Linked DNA regions of Homo sapiens: region 2 is linked to region 1. A link is an interaction called in ENCODE POLR2A ChIA-PET data of the cell type or tissue named here. Cell type or tissue: OCI-LY7. All regions are shown on one strand. Links, peaks and the distances in the headings refer to the core of each region. The heading gives the core; the rest is flanking DNA. Region 1 overlaps WNK2 (WNK lysine deficient protein kinase 2). Region 2 overlaps BICD2 (BICD cargo adaptor 2).

Region 1 (8,332 bases), core at 79-8,078:
AAGACATCAGAGGATGGATTGTACACTGCCAGAGAGAGAATCGGCAAGCTCTAAAGAAACTAAAGTAAAATAAGGATAATGAAAACAGTAGAAAATAGAAAAGAGGTGCTAAGAAATATAGAGATTACAGTGAGATGGTCAAACATCATGTAATTGGAGTCCCAGAAAACAAGAGAATGCAGCAAAAACAAGTTTGAAGAGATAATGCAGAGAATTGGAAGGCATGAAGCCACTAATTCAAGAAACTTCCAAACTCTGTAAGTTAAAAAAGAAATCTGCACTTACATATATCATAAAGTGCTGAAAATCAAAGGCACATGGGAAAATTTAAAGGATGCCCAAGAAAAAACAGGTCCTTTAAAGGTTTGGAAGCCCCTGTCTCAGTACAGATAACATATGCCAGTGGACAAGGAATAGTGCTGTCCTCGCAGTGCTGAAGGAAATAAGCCCCAACCTCAAATATCGGTAAAAGGATCTGACTTCCATGAAGATGAAATGAAGAGAAAAGCAGTCATCACCTTCACAGCTCAATTAAAGAAATACTAAAGGGAATATTTTTAGACAGAAGAACAATGACTGCAGATGAAAGGCCAGAATGCAGGTAGGAACAAAAACTGATGGAATTATAAATGTATGAGTAGATCTAAGTGAATTTTGACTGGATGAAAAAATAATGTCTTGAGGTTTAAAATGTTTGGCATGTTAAAATGCATGAAAATGGGGCATATTTATCAGGAGGCAGGAAATGCATTTAAAGGGCTCCAGGATTCCATGTTGCCTAGGCAGAGAGCCAAATCAAGAATGCAAATGATAGTCTCTAGAATAACCCCTGTGAGACTCGTAGAATAGCAGATAACCTCCACACTTGTGGAGGGGGCAGGTGGGGAAGGAATTTTTTAAAATATGGCAAAGAAGGAAAGAAACAGCAACACTGAACATGGAGAACACATAGAAATCTTTAGTAAGATGCTAGTTTTAACCCAAGTAGATCAGTAATTAAATGTAAATGGACTAAATCTCAAAGATTCTCAAAAGTGAAAAAAAAAAAACAGAACAAAGACATAAGATTATAAAAAGATTAAGAGTAAAAAACAAAAATGGAAAAAGAGCACACTAATACTCACCTAGAGGAAGCTAATGTCTATATTTTTATATCAATGTAGATTTTAAGGCAAAAACATAATGGTGAAAGATTCAACTGGCCAGGAAGATATAATAATTTAATGTTTGCTTATATTTAGTAATAAGCCCTCAAAATGCATAAAATAAAAATTAACACAACTAAAACAAATGGAGCAATTTACAATCATGGGAGATTTCAGCTTTTGGAATAGGAGACACTCAGTAGGGATAGAGAAAATTTCAACCACAGAATTAGTATCTTATATATACAGGACACTGTACTCAGTAGCTGAAGAATGCACTGTTTTTTCATGCACACAGAATATTTTTAATTTAACTTTACGCAGACCCAAAACAAATCTCAACAAGTTTCAAAGAATCAAAATCACTTGATGCATGCTTTTGATTAAAGTTGGAAGTAAACCCAAGCTCATTAACTAGAAGATAACTAGAAAATATCCACATTTGATAGTTAAGCAGTGCATTTATAAATATCTCATTCGGCAAAGAAGAAATTACAATGGAAACTAATAAAACATTCTGAATGATGATATGAACATCATGCTAATGAAAATATTACGTATCAAAATTTGTGAAATGCAGTTAACAGCATATTGAGCAGAAACTTTGTAGCCTTTAAATGCATATATTGGACAGGAGAAAAGTCTGATAGTAATAAAAGTATGTAGTGCAAAAAGTTAGCATAAGAGAAAATGGAACCCAAATAAAGAAAGGAGAAAGTAAAATAGATAAGAACATAAATTAATGAAATAGTAAACAAATATACAATAGGGTATCAACAGAGCTTAGCAACGGTTCTTTGAAATGGCTCATAGCATTAGTAAGCCCCCTGTGATGAGACTGACTAAAGGAGAGAGAAAGACATAAGTAATCAATATTAGGGATGAAAAGGGGGAGACACTGCTACAGTCCTACAAACATTAAGACAAATATAAGAATTTGAAAATTTCTTTGGATTATGTCTTAGGGAACTACAACTTACCAAACTTAAGAAGAAATAGAAAATCTGAAAGGTGCTATAAACATTAAAAAGTCAAATCAGTCATTAGAAGCCTTCTCATGTCTACCCTTCATGGTGACAAGATTGCTGGAACAACTCAGTGTGTATAGTCTTTCAGGTAGAAAATAGAGACCCTTTTTGAAAGGTTTCATACATCTGGCCCTGACTCCCATTATGCAGAACAAGGACACATTCTCTAAAGCAGTTGTGGCTGGTGGCTGGAATGTACACTGACTTGTGCCCAAATTGCAGGCATAGCCCTGGAGTTAAAGTAGGGGACAGTTGTTCCCAAGAGGAAATTTGGAGTGCCACTACCCAACAAGGAAGCAAATGGATGCTGCATAGTTAAAAAACCAAGAAGTGTTCACGATAATGAGAAAGATGGACTCACTCAAATGTTAGGGAAAGAGAAATCATAGTTGAAGAAAAGGCAGTGAGAAAGAAATCAGGCACATATGTTTGGACCTCTTGGCCTCCATCTCAGTGAGTGTCAACACACAGAGGTGTGTATAAGGGGGAAAAACCCTTCCTATAAGGAAAAGTTTCAGCTTGATGGCTTTACCACAGATACTTAAGTGAGAAATAATTCTGATCTAACCCAACTCGTCCAGAGAACAAAGAAGCTTGTTTTATCAAACTAGCGTAACTTTGACACAAAAATCTGACTGAGAACATTATAAAATAGGAAGATAACAGGTCAATCTCTTCCTCTCCCATCAACACTTGCAAAATACTAAACAAAATAGTAGCAAATTAAATCTAGTGATACATGAAAAGAGTATGTATGACAAGTTACTAAGTTGCAGTGATTTCAGAATGCAAGGTTGGTTTAACTTAATTCGAATAAATTTATTCACTATATCCCAATAGATGGGAAATTCTGTTTTTACAAAAAACAAACAAAACAAAACCAGCAAATATTCTTAATGGTGAAATGTGGAATGCTTTCTCTTTGAGATGGGGAACAAGATAAGGATGCCTATTCTCAGCACTTCTATTAAGTATCCTGTGTCCTAGATATTGCAGGGGAGCGGGGGGTGGGCAGGAAAGGAAGGGAAGGGGGAGAGGTAAAAAGGGAGAAAGAAAAAGAAGGGAAAGCAGTGGGACTGAAGAAGCTCACGCCCTGCTTCATGCAGGTAAATCTGGATTTCTGGGGGTAGGACCCAACCTGCAGCCCAGTTTAAGAGCCAATGCCCTGACCACTTTTTGTAAATATGTATAAGGAAGTGTCATGGTGGTGTCACAAACACTTTATTTTTCATTTGAAGAAAATGCCATTGATTTCTAAACAAGGTCTTCCAAAGAAAATGTTTGCTTATTTGAGTTGATACCAACTTGAGGTTGGTGTTTTTCTATTATCTACTCCAATATCAACCACTCTGTAAATGGAAATAAATACATAATGCATGTCACATAGTAGACACGCAGAGCTGAATGATTGTTCTGATCAATATAATTCTATATAATGTTACATAAAAGGTAATATTCCTTTTAGCATTACTATTTTTTGTTAAGAATTTGGACAAAGCAAGATAACTTCTTTGACTCAGAAGCTCTACCTATAAAATTACTGGGCTAAATAGCAGTTATTTCCAAGGAATACATTTGCTAAAACTCTTTCTATTTTGAAGTAGAAATAATCGTGGCCTTTTGGTAACACTATAATTTTATCATTTTGCCTCAATATCTAATGGTATTAAAACAATTACTGTTTTAAAAAGTGATAAGGATTGGAAAGGAAGAAATAAAACTACCACTGTTGGCTGATAACATGATTATATACATAGAGATTTAAATTTACAGATAAATTGGAATTAATAAGTTAGCAAAGTAGCTACAGACTGCAGTTATCTTTCTGTATACCAACAACAATCAGAAAATAAAGAATATTGAAAAATTCAATTTATAGTAACACAAAAATGCCAAACACCAGTGTATGAATCTAACGAAAAGTATGTAACATCTGTATACCAAAAACTACAAAACATTGAGAGAAATTTTAAAAAGAAATGAGTAGGAAGATATGTACCATATTCATGGACTGGAAGATTCAGTATTATAAACACTTCTTCCCAAACAGATCTGCAGATTCAGATTCTAACAATTTCTAAATGAGCATCAACACACTGATTATATACTCTTTACAGAAATGCAAAAACCAGTAAAAACCAAGACAGCTTCTAGGGGAAGGATACCATTCTCCCAGATGTTGTGACTCATATAAACCTGGAGTCACAGAGACAATCTGGTCCTAGAACAAGGGTAGAGAAATTGAGCAATGGAGTCAAGCCAGCTCAGAAGCAGGCCCACATCTTTGGACACGTGGTTGACAAGAAAGGTCCGATTGTCAAACAGTGGAGACCGGGTGGTCTTCTCAACAGAAAGAGTTGGGATAGTAGGCTGTCCACACAGGGAGATGATCCTCATACCACACACAAAACTCAGTAACAAGTCGCTTGTGAATCTCAATGTAAAAGGGAAAACAGTAAAGTTCCTAGAAGTAATAAGAGGCAGTATCATTATGGCCCCCACGTAGAACACATACGTTAAAGTTCAACAAAATATGCAAATGGAAAGACTGGCTAAAAATTGGTTAAATTTGACTGTATTAAAATAAAAAACTATTGTTTATCAAAAGACACCACTAATCGAGCACATAGGCGAGTCACGGAGCGAGAGATTCTGTAGTACAGATAGCCCCCAGACAGTTCTCTACCCAGCATCATGAAGAACCACAAATTAAAAAGAAAAGAATGACAGCTCTGTAGAAAAGCAGGCAAGAGACTTGAACAGGTGTGTCCTAAAAGAAGATACCCAGATGGCCAGTGAACACAGGAGAAGGTACTCAATTGAATTAAGTATTATCAGGGAAATGCAAATCAAAACCACACTGAGCTATCACCTCACACCTGTTAAGATCACTGCTCTCAAAAACAAAGGACTGCAAGTATTGGCCAGGATGTGGAGAGAGGGGACCTTTGTGCAGTGTGGTGTGAGTGTAAATTACTACAACCATTATGGAAAACAATGTGGACCTTCCTCAAAAAATTAAAATAGAACTACCGTATGATCCAGCAATCCCACTGCTGGGTATATATTCAAGATAATTGAAAACAAGGTTTGGAAGAAATACCTGCTCTCCTGTGTTCATTGCAGCGTTATTCACAATAGCCAAGATATGGAAACAACCTAAGTGTCTTCACAGATGAATGGATAAAGAAAATGTGATATGTTTGCACAGTGGAGTACTGTTTAACCACAAAAACAAGGAAACTACCATTTGCGACGACATGGATGAACCTACAGGACATTATGCTATATGAAATAAGCCAGGCACAGAAAGACTACACGATTCATTCCTCTCATATGCAGTATCTAAAACAGTCAAAGTCAAAAACAGTCAAAGCAGAGAGCAGAATGGAAGTTGCCAGCAGCTGGAGGGAGAGGGAAACGGAGTTACCATTGAGGGCATAAAGTTTCAGTTATATAAGCTGAGTAAGCTCTAGAGCTTTGCCACACAACATAGTGCCTATAGTTAACAATAGAGTATCATGCTTTTAAAAATGTGTTAAGACAGCAGATCTCATCTTAAATGTTTTTTCCATAATTAAAAAACAATAAAGAGCCACAATAAGACGCCATCACACAGCCCTAGGGGTGCTCAGAGGCTGCCGATGGTGGGGGCATTGGCTCCTGCTTGGGGAAGCACCTTGGCACCCTTACATAAAGCTAAAGGGGATCAGTGACCAGCAGCTCCCCAGTGGCGTGTGCCTGGCAGGACACGGGCCTGCACGCACTGTGCCTCAGTGTTAGTCGTGGTCCCACCCAGCCACAGCCCAGTGAGTACCAACACAGAATGGATGCGTGCATCATGGTGCAGTTGTGCAAACAATAACAAGGACACATCTCACAAACACGGTGAGAGAGGCCAGGCACCACAGAATAGAGTACCATTCCATTGATAGAACGTGCAGCACGACCATCATGTTTAGACAGACGAACGGTAAGGCCGGAAAGGAGCAGTGGAGGAAATTTTGGTCAAATTAGTTTACCTTTGTTGGGCCAGGCAGGGGATGGGGACCAAGGGAGTCTGGGGGCACGAGGGAGGGCATCAGGGTCCTATTAATCTCCCCATTCTCACCTTTTATTTTTTGAACAGTTTTCTTTTTTTGTGTTCATTTTCTTTGTGTTTTTTAAAAAGACAAAGTGGGCTGGGCGTGGGGGCTCACACCTGTCATCCCAACACTTTGGGAGGCTGAGGCCAGCGGATTGCTTGAGCCCAGGAGTACAAGACCAGCCTGGGCAACATGGTGAAACCCAGTCTCATATGAAAAATACAAAAATTATCCAGCTGTGGTCCGAGCTACAAGGAAGGCTGAGGTGGGAGGATTGCTTGAGCCCGGGAGGCAGAGGTTGCAGTGAGGCGAGATTGCACCACTGCACTCCAGCCTGGGTGACAGAGCCAGACCATCTCCAAAAAAAAAGAAAGGTCGGGTTGCATTTTCAAGTAAGGAAAACTGGGCTCCAAGGCCAAGTTTGAGAAACACCGTCCTGCCACCTCTCAGATGCCCGCAGTCCCTGTGAGCCTGGTGGAGGCTCCATGAGCTCCTGCACAAGGCACTGGGAGACTTGGTTATACTGCTGGGGTTCTGGATTCCTCCCACAGGGTCACTGACCAGCCCTGGCTGCGCTTCTGACCATACCAAAGACTGGGGGTCTGAAGGCTTCAGGCTCCTGCTCACTCCTGGGCATGGAAGTGTGTACAGCTCACTACTTAAACTCTTTAATTTTGAAATTTCATTGAATAACTTTTGTCCAGTGCAAGATAGACAAGAGCCGTATCTTTCTGGAGCTGTCTGTGCGGGTGAGGGTGTGGACAGACAGATGACAGACAGGCAACAGCCACAGCTGATGGTCACACGCTACAGAAGACACAGAAGGAAGGGTGGTGCTGGTTCAGCCACAAGGGACACTATGGGAACAGGGACCTGGAGTTGCGAAGCTGGTGGCTCAGAGACCTGTGGGAGGCGTTACAGGAAGCAGCAGCCAAGGCTGGGCTGAGCTGCAGGCAGGCAGGAGCCTGGCGTGTCGGGAAACAGAGAAGACCAGCACGCTGGGGCCATGGCCAGCTGTGTAAGGCATCTTTTTAGCCAAGGAAGAAACAGGTAGATAGGACTGGAGTACCCTGGTACAAAGGCATTTTCCCCATTTCTTCTAGATTCAGCGCCCTATAAAGACCAGCTGTCCTCGAAGGAACAACCCAGCTTTCTAGCCAGTCAGCAGCTCCTGAGCCAGGCGGGCCCCAGCAACCCTCCTGGGGCACCCCCAGCCCCTTTGGCCCCCTCCTCCCCTCCTGTGACTGCTCTGCCCCAAGATGGAGCAGCTCCAGCCACCAGCACCATGCCAGAGCCAGCGTCAGGAACTGCCAGCCAGGCAGGGGGTCCAGGGACACCTCAGGGGCTGACCAGTGAGCTCGAGACGTCTCAGCCACTAGCGGAGACTCACGAGGCCCCGCTTGCTGTGCAGCCCCTCGTGGTGGGCCTAGCACCTTGCACTCCAGCTCCAGAGGCTGCCTCAACCAGGGACGCCAGTGCCCCAAGGGAGCCCCTGCCACCTCCTGCACCTGAGCCCAGCCCCCACAGCGGGACCCCACAGCCCGCCTTGGGTCAACCTGCTCCCCTGCTTCCTGCCGCAGTGGGGGCCGTCAGCCTGGCCACCTCCCAGCTCCCAAGCCCACCCCTGGGGCCCACCGTCCCCCCACAGCCACCCTCGGCCCTGGAGTCGGATGGGGAAGGGCCGCCCCCCAGGGTGGGCTTTGTGGACAGCACCATCAAGAGCCTGGACGAGAAGCTGCGGACTCTGCTCTACCAGGAGCACGTGCCCACCTCCTCAGCCTCAGCTGGGACCCCTGTGGAGGTGGGCGACAGAGACTTCACCCTGGAGCCCCTGAGAGGGGACCAGCCCCGCTCAGAGGTCTGCGGGGGGGACCTGGCCCTGCCCCCAGTGCCTAAGGAGGCGGTCTCAGGGCGTGTCCAGCTGCCCCAGCCCTTGGTGAGTAGCTGCCTTGTCCCAGAGACACTGCCCTGGGTCAGGGGCCGGAGCCCGGGCGCAGGCCCGGGGGTGGGCAGGCATCTTGGCTATGCAGAGCCGCCCTCACTCAGGGCCCGTCCCTCTCTTGGTGACCCACCC
Region 2 (8,332 bases), core at 12-8,011, 530 kb before region 1:
TTGGGTTCAAGCAATTCTCCTGCCTCAGCCTCCCAAGAAGGTGGGACTACAGGCACACACCACCAAGCCTGGCTAATTTTTGTATTTTTAGTAGAGATGAGGTTTCACCATGTTGGCCAGGGTGGTTGGTTTTTTGTTGTTGTTGTTGTTGTTGTTGTTGTTGTTTTGAGACAGAGTCTTACTCTGTCCCCCAGGTTGGAATGCAGTGGTACAATCTCGGCTCACTGCAACCTCGGCTTCCTGGGTTCAAGTGATTCTCCTGCCTCAGTCTTCCAAGTAGCTGGGACTGCAGACACCTGGGACCACGCCCGGCTAATTTTTGCATTTTTAGTAGAGACGGGTTTTCGTCATGTTGGCCAGGCTGGCTCCTGACCTCAGGTGATCTATCCTCCTTGGCCTCCCAAAGTGCTAGGATTACAGGTGTGAGCCACTGAGCCCAGCCCTAACTTAAGTAACTTTGGAAATAAGTAGAGTCTATAAGACTAAAGGCAAAAGAATTACACAAAAGCACTGTAACTCTAGTTGATAAAATTGTTTCCCATGGGGACCCAGGTTAACAATTCTGTTACTGCTGTACATGTGAACTGGAATGAAACAATTAAGTTACTGGATGGTGGATGGTGGGAGCCAGGTGTCTCACTGTTGGAGTGGGAGGTTACAGATAAGCAAGGGAAGGTGGTAAGAACGATCTACGTGGTAATGGATTACAGTTCTTACATCAGTATGAACTCATGGTTAACTAAATATACATACAGGTGTATTTATTGACATATGTATATACATGGGTTAGTATACACTAACTGCATTTTTTTTTTTTTTTGAGATGGAGTTTTGCTCCTGTCGCCCAGGCTGGAGTGTAATGATGCGATCTTGGCACACTGCAACCTCCGCCTCCTGGGTTCAAGTAATTCTCCTGCCTCAGCCTCCTGGGTAGCTGGGATTACAGGCGCCCACCACCACGAACAGCTAATTTTTGTATTTTTAGTAGAGACGAGGTTTCCCCATGTTGGCCAGGCTGGTCTCGAACTCCTAACCTCACGTGATCCACCCGCCTCGGCCTCCCAAAGTGCTGGGATTACAGGCATGAGCCACTGCGCCCAGCCACTAACTAACTGCATGTTCAAAACAATCTCCTTGTTCTGTTGCTGACAGGCCTTAAATCAAAGACACCCTAATAGCAATGAGCACACATAGCAACCAGATCTTGGTTTCTAACATCTTTCTCAACTAAAGAAACCAGGGCTTCTTGGGGTAAATAGCTGATTCTAGGACTGAGGGAGGAAACAGATAAGCCTGCAACATCTTGTAGTGCCAGAAAGGAAGGAAGCACTTTAAAAAAAAAAAAAGAGGCACCATGATGTGGTATGTTAAAGGGGGTATAAGAGCCATCTGAAAGAGCTCTCAAGAGCCAAAGCTGGAGCAATTTGAGCAACAAAATGAGGTAATGTTGGATTATAACCCAAAGTATAAAATAAACTTTCATGGGCTGGGCACAGTGGCTCATGCCTGGAATCCCAGCACTTTAGAAGGCCAAGATAGGAGAAGTACATAAGCCAAGGAATTAAAGACGAGCCTGGGCAACATAATGAGACCATGTACCTACTAAAAAAATCAAAAAATTAGCTAGGGGTGGTGGCACATGCTACTGGGGAGACTGAGGTGGAAAGATCACTTGAGCCCAGGAGGTCAAAGTTGCAGTGAGTCACGATCACACCACTCCACTCCAGCCTGGGCGACAGAGTGAGACCCTGTCCCAAATAAAATAAATAAAATGAACTTTCATGAGTCTACATTGATATAATAAACAAGAGTGGGAGGGAGGGAAAAGTCTGCCATGCAGAAAAATCGCAAATAATTTATGTAGATAGCACCCTGCCCTCAAAGAGGTGGAGCAAACTCCCTACTCAAGTATGGGTTATGCACAGTAATTTCCTTCCCGAGAATACAGTATGGACAGGAAGAGAAAGAATAACTTTAGAGTGGCGGTCAGGTGATCAAGGTCAACAGCAGCAGTGACAGGTCATGCTGACAATACACACTCTTGATATGTGATGAGAAGGGCATTTACTTCTGTGATCTTCCTCCCCCAAACCCATAATCCCAATCTAACCACGAGAAAAAACATCAGACAAATTCCAAGTGAAAAACATTCTACTAAACACCTGATCAATCTTCTTGAAAACTGTCAAGGTCATCAAGAACAGGGAAGGTCTGAGAAACTGTCACAGTCAACTGGAGCCTAAGGAGACACAACAACTAAATGTAATGTGATATCCTAGACAATACTTGGGACAGAAAAAGGACATCAGGTAAAAACTAAGGCAATCTGAATAAAGTATTCATAATAATGCCATGATATTGGTTCATCCATTGTAACAAATATACCACACTAATGTACAATGTTATAATAAGGAGGCAGCTGGGTGTGGGGTATACAGCAACTCTGTACTATTTTTCAAATTTTTCTATAAATCTAAAAATTTTCTAAAGTAGTTCATTTTTTAAAATTAATGATAAAAGGGCAGCACAGTTTTTTATTTTATTTTATTTTTTTTGAGACGGAGTCTTGCTCTGTCGCCCAGGCTGGAGTGCAGTGGCGCAATCTCAGCTCACCACAAGCTCCGCCTTCCGGGTTCACATCATTCTCCTGCCTCAGCCTCCTGAGTAGCTGGGACTACAGGCACCCGCCACCAAGGCCGGCTAATTTTTTTGTATTTTTAGTAGAGATGGGGTTTCACCGTGTTAGCCAGGATGGTCTCGATCTCCTGACCTCATGATCCGCCTGCCTCGTCCTCCCAAAGTGCTGGGATTACAGGCGTGAGCCACCGTGCCCGGCCGGTAGCACAGTTTTATACACGTTCAATGGCTTAAAGACACATAAGTCTGTAATTCCAGCACCTTGGGAGGCTGAGACAGGCGGATCACGAGGTCAGGAGATCAAGACCATCCCAGCTAACACCGTGAAACCCCGTCACTACTAAAAATACAAAAAAATTAGCCGGGCATGGTGGCGGGTGCCTGTAGTCGGAGCTACTCGGGAGGCTGAGGCAGGAGAATGGCGTGAACCCGGGAGGCGGAGCTTGCAGTAAGCCAAGATCGCGCCACTGCACTCCAGCCTGGGCGAGAGAGCAAGACTACATCTCAAAAAAAAAAAAAAAGACACATAAGTGCTACAATACACATGACACTTTATCTTAAGAAGCCCTGAGGTTTGCCAGTGGGTGTGATGTCACGGCTGGCAACTCATCAGCTACCTGAGGTGGTAGAAGGTGGGTGTTCTGAAATGGAATGGGAAGCTGTAGGTGCGTGTATCCTGTGTATCCTCACATAGCTCAGGTAGGCCGGGTGCAGGGCTCTGTGTACACTAGTGTTTTTTGAGGAGAAAACTGTACGTAGGCAAATACAAAATTCTCATCGTGTTCAAACTGTTCCCTCATATATCAATCAGTCTGGAACAAATTTACATTTTCAAAAGACACGTTATAGCAGAACTGTGCTTCACAGAAGTAATAAAATTGGCCTGATCCAATCAGTGAACAGGGAAGTGCAACTTAAACCACAATGAGATGCCATTATCTGTTATGGGAAGTCAGGGACCCCAAACAGAGAGACCGGCTGAAGCCATGGCAGAAGAACGTGGATTGTGAAGATTTCATGGACATTTATTAGTTCCCCAAATTAATACTTTTGTAATTTCTTATGCCTGTCTTTACTGCAATCTCTAAACATAAATTGTGAAGATTTCATGTACACTTATCACTTCCCCAATCAATACCCTTGTGATTTCCTATGCCTGTCTTTACTTTAATCTCTTAATCCTGTCAGCTGAGAAGGATGTATGTCACCTCAGGACCCTGTAATAATTGCATTAACTGCACAAATTGTACAGCATGTGTGTTTGAGCAATATGAAATGTGGGCACCTTGAAAAAAAGAACAGGATAACAGCAATTGTTCAGGGAACAAGAGAGATAACCTTAAACTCTGACCACTGGTGAGCCGGGCAGAACAGAGCCATATTTCTCTTCTTTCAAAAGCAAATGGGAGAAATATCACTGAATTCTTTTTCTCAGCATGGAACGTCCCTGAGAAAGAGAATGCACACCTAGGGGTAGGTCTCTGAACTGGCCCCCCTGGGGCATACCTGTCTCTTATGGTCGAGATTGCAGAGGTGAGATAGACTCCAGTTTCCCATAGCGCTCCCAGGCTTATTAGGAAGAGGAAATTCCCGCCTAATAAATTTTGGTCAGACCAGTTGATCTCAAAACCCTGTCTCCTGATAAGATGTTATCAATAACAATGGTGCCCGAAACTTCATTAGCAATTTTAATTTCGCCTCGGTCCTGTGGTCCTGTGATCTTGCCCTGCCTCCACTTGCCTCATGATATTCTATTACCTTGTAAAGTACTTGATGTCTGTGACCCACACCTATTCGCACACTCCCTCCCCTTTTGAAACTCCCTAATAAAAACTTGCTGGTTTTTGCGGCTTGTGGGGCATCACGGAACCTACCGACATGTGATGTCTCCCCCGGATGCCCAGCTTTAAAATTTCTCTCTTTTGTACTCTGTCCCTTTATTTCTCAAGCTGGCCGACACTTAAGGAAAATGAAAAGAACTTACGTGAATATCGGGGCATGTTCCCCGATAATTATCTTAGGTCACATTTTAGGACACCCAAGGAATCCCCTAGGCTTATGGACATGCTTGTCATCAACCAGCCCTTACACCCCAGCATGTTGTGAGGGTGGTACTGAGGGAACATGGGTGTGAGGAAGAAGGGCAGAGCAAAGCAGATGGGGAGCCCAGGCAGCAGGCAACACATGCCTGCAAAGCAGCTGCGTCCTGGGCCTGAGCCCGCCATGATGCTGTCACTAGAGGGAGAAATTGATCCACCTCCAAGGGCGTCAGGAATGCACTGGCCTAAAACAAGGAAACTGAGGCCCAGAGAGGGGAGAGACTGGCTCCAGGTCACAGAAGTCAAGCCAAGAATGGCTGAGTCCACTGCCATGCTAGTAAGAGTATGAGTGGTCCTCACTATGACCTCAGCACCCTCAATGGTAGGACAGTGACAATACTAGTTCCTCCCTTCTGGTTTAGAAGGGCTTGGCATCTACACCCACTAGATGACAACATCACCTCAGGTGGGCAGAGCTCCACAGTAAAGGCTGGGGCGACAGATGAACCAGAATAGGTGATGACAATGCAGCAATGCAAGAGCCAAGCCATGATGCATCAGCTGAAGGAGGCACCCTGGCTACTTTTTTTTTTTTTTTGTCTGAGACGGAGTCTCGCTCTGTTGCCCAGGCTGGAGTGCAGTGGCACGATCTCGGCTCACTGCAAGCTCCGCCTCCCGGGTTCATGCCATTCTCCTGCCTCAGCCTCCCAAGTAGCTGGGACTACAGGTGCCTGCCACCAAGCCCGGCTAATTTTTTGTATTTTTAGTAGAGACGGGGTTTCACCGTGTTAGCCAGGATGGTCTCGATCTGCTGACCTCGTGATCCGCCTGCCTCAGCCTCCCAAAGTGCTGGGATTACAGGCGTGAGCCACTGCGCCCGGCCCCTGGCTAATATTTTAAAAAAGAAAAGAGAGGCCAGGCACAGTGGCTCACGCCTGTAATCCCAGCACTTTGGGAGGCCGAGGCAGGCAGATCATGAGGTCAGGAGTTCAAGACCTGCCTAACAGGATGAAACCCTGTCTCTACTAAAAATACAAAAGTTAGCCAGACGTGGTGGTGCACGCCTGTAATCCCAGCTACTCAGGAGGCTCAGGCAGGAGAATCGCTTGAACCCGGGAGGCAGAGGTTGCAGTGAGCAGACATCGCGCCACTGCACTACAGCCTGGGCAACAGAGTGAGACTCCGTCTCAAAAAAAAAAAAAGGAAATAAAAGAGAAAGACAAGAGTAAGGTGTCTGGCAGGGGCAGATAAAGTGGGAATCTCCGCCTACCGGCACCCTCCACAGCATAAAAATAGAGTAGCCAGGGCTAATGCCAGTGCAGTATGAAAGGGGACAGGACAGGCCACACATGGCGCTGTCTTTAAAATGACAAGGTCTGTAATCCTAGCACCTTGCTGGGCCGAGGCAGACTGATTGCCTGAACTCAGGAATTCAAGACCAGCCCGGGCAACATGGTGAAACCCCGCCTCTACTAAAATACAAAAAATTAGCCAGGTGTGGCAGTGTGCACCTATGGTCCCAGCTACTTTGGAGGCTGAGGTAGGAGAGTTGCTTGAACACAGGAGGCAGAGATTGCAGTGAGCCAAGATCACGCCACTGCACTCCAGCCTGGGCGACAGAACGAGACTGTCTCCAAAAAAAAAAAAAAAAAAAAAAAAAAATTGAGAAGGCCTTCAACCAAATGCAACCTGCAGATCCTGCTTGGCTTCTGAAGAAACAAAGTAACTGTAAAATGAAATTTATGAGCCAAACTGGGGAAATCCAAACACTGACTGGACAACAGATGACACTAAAGAATTTTTGTTAGTTTCTTAGGTGTGAAAGTTCAACAATGGTTAAGTTTTGTAAGAAAAGATTCTATTTTCTATTAGCTGGGCATGGTGGCAGGCGCCTATAGTCCCAGCTACTGCGGGGGGGCGGGGGGGAGCTGAGGCAGGAGAATGGTGTGAACCCAGGAGGCGGAGCTTGCAGTAAGCCGAGATCGCGCCATTGTACTCCAGCCTGGGTGACAGAGTGAGACTCCATCTCAAAAAAAAAAAGAAAAGATTCTATTTTCTTAGCAAAACAACTGATATACTTACAGACACAGCTACACAGGATGAACTGCGGTAGAAACAAGACCGGCCACAGCTGCAAACTGCAGGTGCAGGGCAGGAGCATACATGGACTCACTCTATTACTCTCTCCACCTTTGATTATGTGGAAACATCCAACAAAGAAGGTGGCTTTAAAAAATGAGTAAAGGCTGGGCGCGGTGGCTCACGCCTGTAATCCCAGCACTTTGGGAGGCTGAGGCGAGTGGATCATCTGAGGTCAACAGTTTGAGACCAGTCTGACCAACATGGTGAAACCTCATCTCTACTAAAAATACAAAAATTAGCCGGGCGTGGTGGTGGGCTCCTGTAATCCCAGCTACTCGGGAGGCTGAGGCAGGAGAATTGCTTGAACCTGGAAGGCAGAGTTTGCAGTGAGTCGAGATCGTGCCACTGCACTCCACGCTGGGCAACAGAGCTAGACTCTGTCTCAAATAATAATAATAATAATAATAATAATATGAATAAATAAATAAATAAGTAAATAATGAGTAAAGCAGCCAGGCGCAGTGGCTCACGCCTGTAATCCCAGCACTTTGGGAGGCTGAGGCAGGCAGATCACCCGAGGTCAGGAGTTCGAGACCAGCCTGGCTAACATGGAGAAACCTCGTCTCTACTAAAAATACAAAAATTAGCCAGGTGTGGTGGCGCGCACCTGTAATCCCAGCTACTCAGGAGGCTGAGGCATGAGAATCACTTGAACTCGGGAAGCAGAGGTTACAGTGAGCCAAGATCGAGCTACTGTACTCCAGCCTGGGCAACATAACAAGACTCCGTCTCAAAAAAAAAAAAAAAAAGGCTGGGCGTGGTGGCTCATGCCTGTAATCCCAGCACTTTGGGAGGCCAAGGCAGGCGGATCACCTGAGGTCAGGAGTTCGAGACCAGCCTGACCAACATGGAGAAACCCCATCTCTACTAAAAATACAAAAAAAATTAGCCGGGCATGGTGGCACATGCCTATAATCCCAGCTACTAGGGAGGCTGAGGCAGGAGAATCGCTGGAACCTGGGAGGCGGAGGTTGTGGTGAGCCAAGATCGCGCCATTGCACTCCAGCCTGGGCAACAAAAGCGAAACTCCGTCTCAAAAAAAAAAAAGCAAACTATAGATCAGGCGTGGTAGCTCACATCTCTAATCCCAACACTTTGCAGGCCAAGGCGGGAGGATCGCTCAAGCCCAGGAGTTCAAGAGCAGCCTGGGCAACACAGTGAGACCCTGACTCTACCAAAATAAATAAATAATAATAATAATAAATTAAAAAGTAAAAAGCCAACTATAAAAAGCAAACCATGACAATTATTTCATATAGTAACACAACAGTATAAGTTAGAAGTACCACAGAACCTCTGGATCCACAGAAACCTTCCTGTCTTTATCTACTTGAATTAAACCTGCTTTTATGTATCTCAGAGTAGCAACAAACTAACTTTAACAAAAAACAACTATTACAGATGCACAAAGCCTTTCCCCTGTGTTTGATGGTGTCTTGTACACATCACACACTCACAAGGGAAGAAGAGCTGGCAGAGAGAAACACCCAGTGCTCCCCACATTTGTCCTGCGC

What was found. ChIA-PET counts read pairs that join two places held together with the same protein. Peaks named below come from ENCODE experiments on the same cell type or tissue, not always from the same donor. Only the 100,000 strongest peaks of a DNase experiment are listed, where the experiment ranks them.
Region 2: POLR2A ChIA-PET joins it to region 1 with 15 read pairs; 1 of 35 experiments calls an interaction of 5 or more read pairs at or near these places.

Annotation. Positions count from the first base shown.
Region 1 is chr9:93,281,427-93,289,758 of GRCh38, forward strand. WNK2 (WNK lysine deficient protein kinase 2) reads left to right here. Exons shown (of 30, transcript NM_006648.4): 20 at 7,362-8,194. Among named protein-coding and RNA genes, the nearest start is that of WNK2, 100 kb to the left of the region's middle. RefSeq lists an enhancer at 7,224-8,020. In OCI-LY7, for the core only: a CTCF peak has its summit at 6,986; DNase peaks (open chromatin) are centred at 2,965, 4,995, 5,425, 5,935 and 1 weaker place; H3K4me3 peaks cover 4,577 bases; H3K27ac peaks cover 8,000 bases.
Region 2 is chr9:92,751,002-92,759,333 of GRCh38, forward strand. All of the region lies in intron 1 of BICD2 (BICD cargo adaptor 2), which reads right to left. Among named protein-coding and RNA genes, the nearest start is that of BICD2, 9.7 kb to the right of the region's middle. RefSeq lists an enhancer at 2,009-2,058 and a silencer at 3,392-3,592. In OCI-LY7, for the core only: no CTCF peak of the experiment used is centred there; a DNase peak (open chromatin) is centred at 6,800; H3K4me3 peaks cover 781 bases; H3K27ac peaks cover 1,808 bases.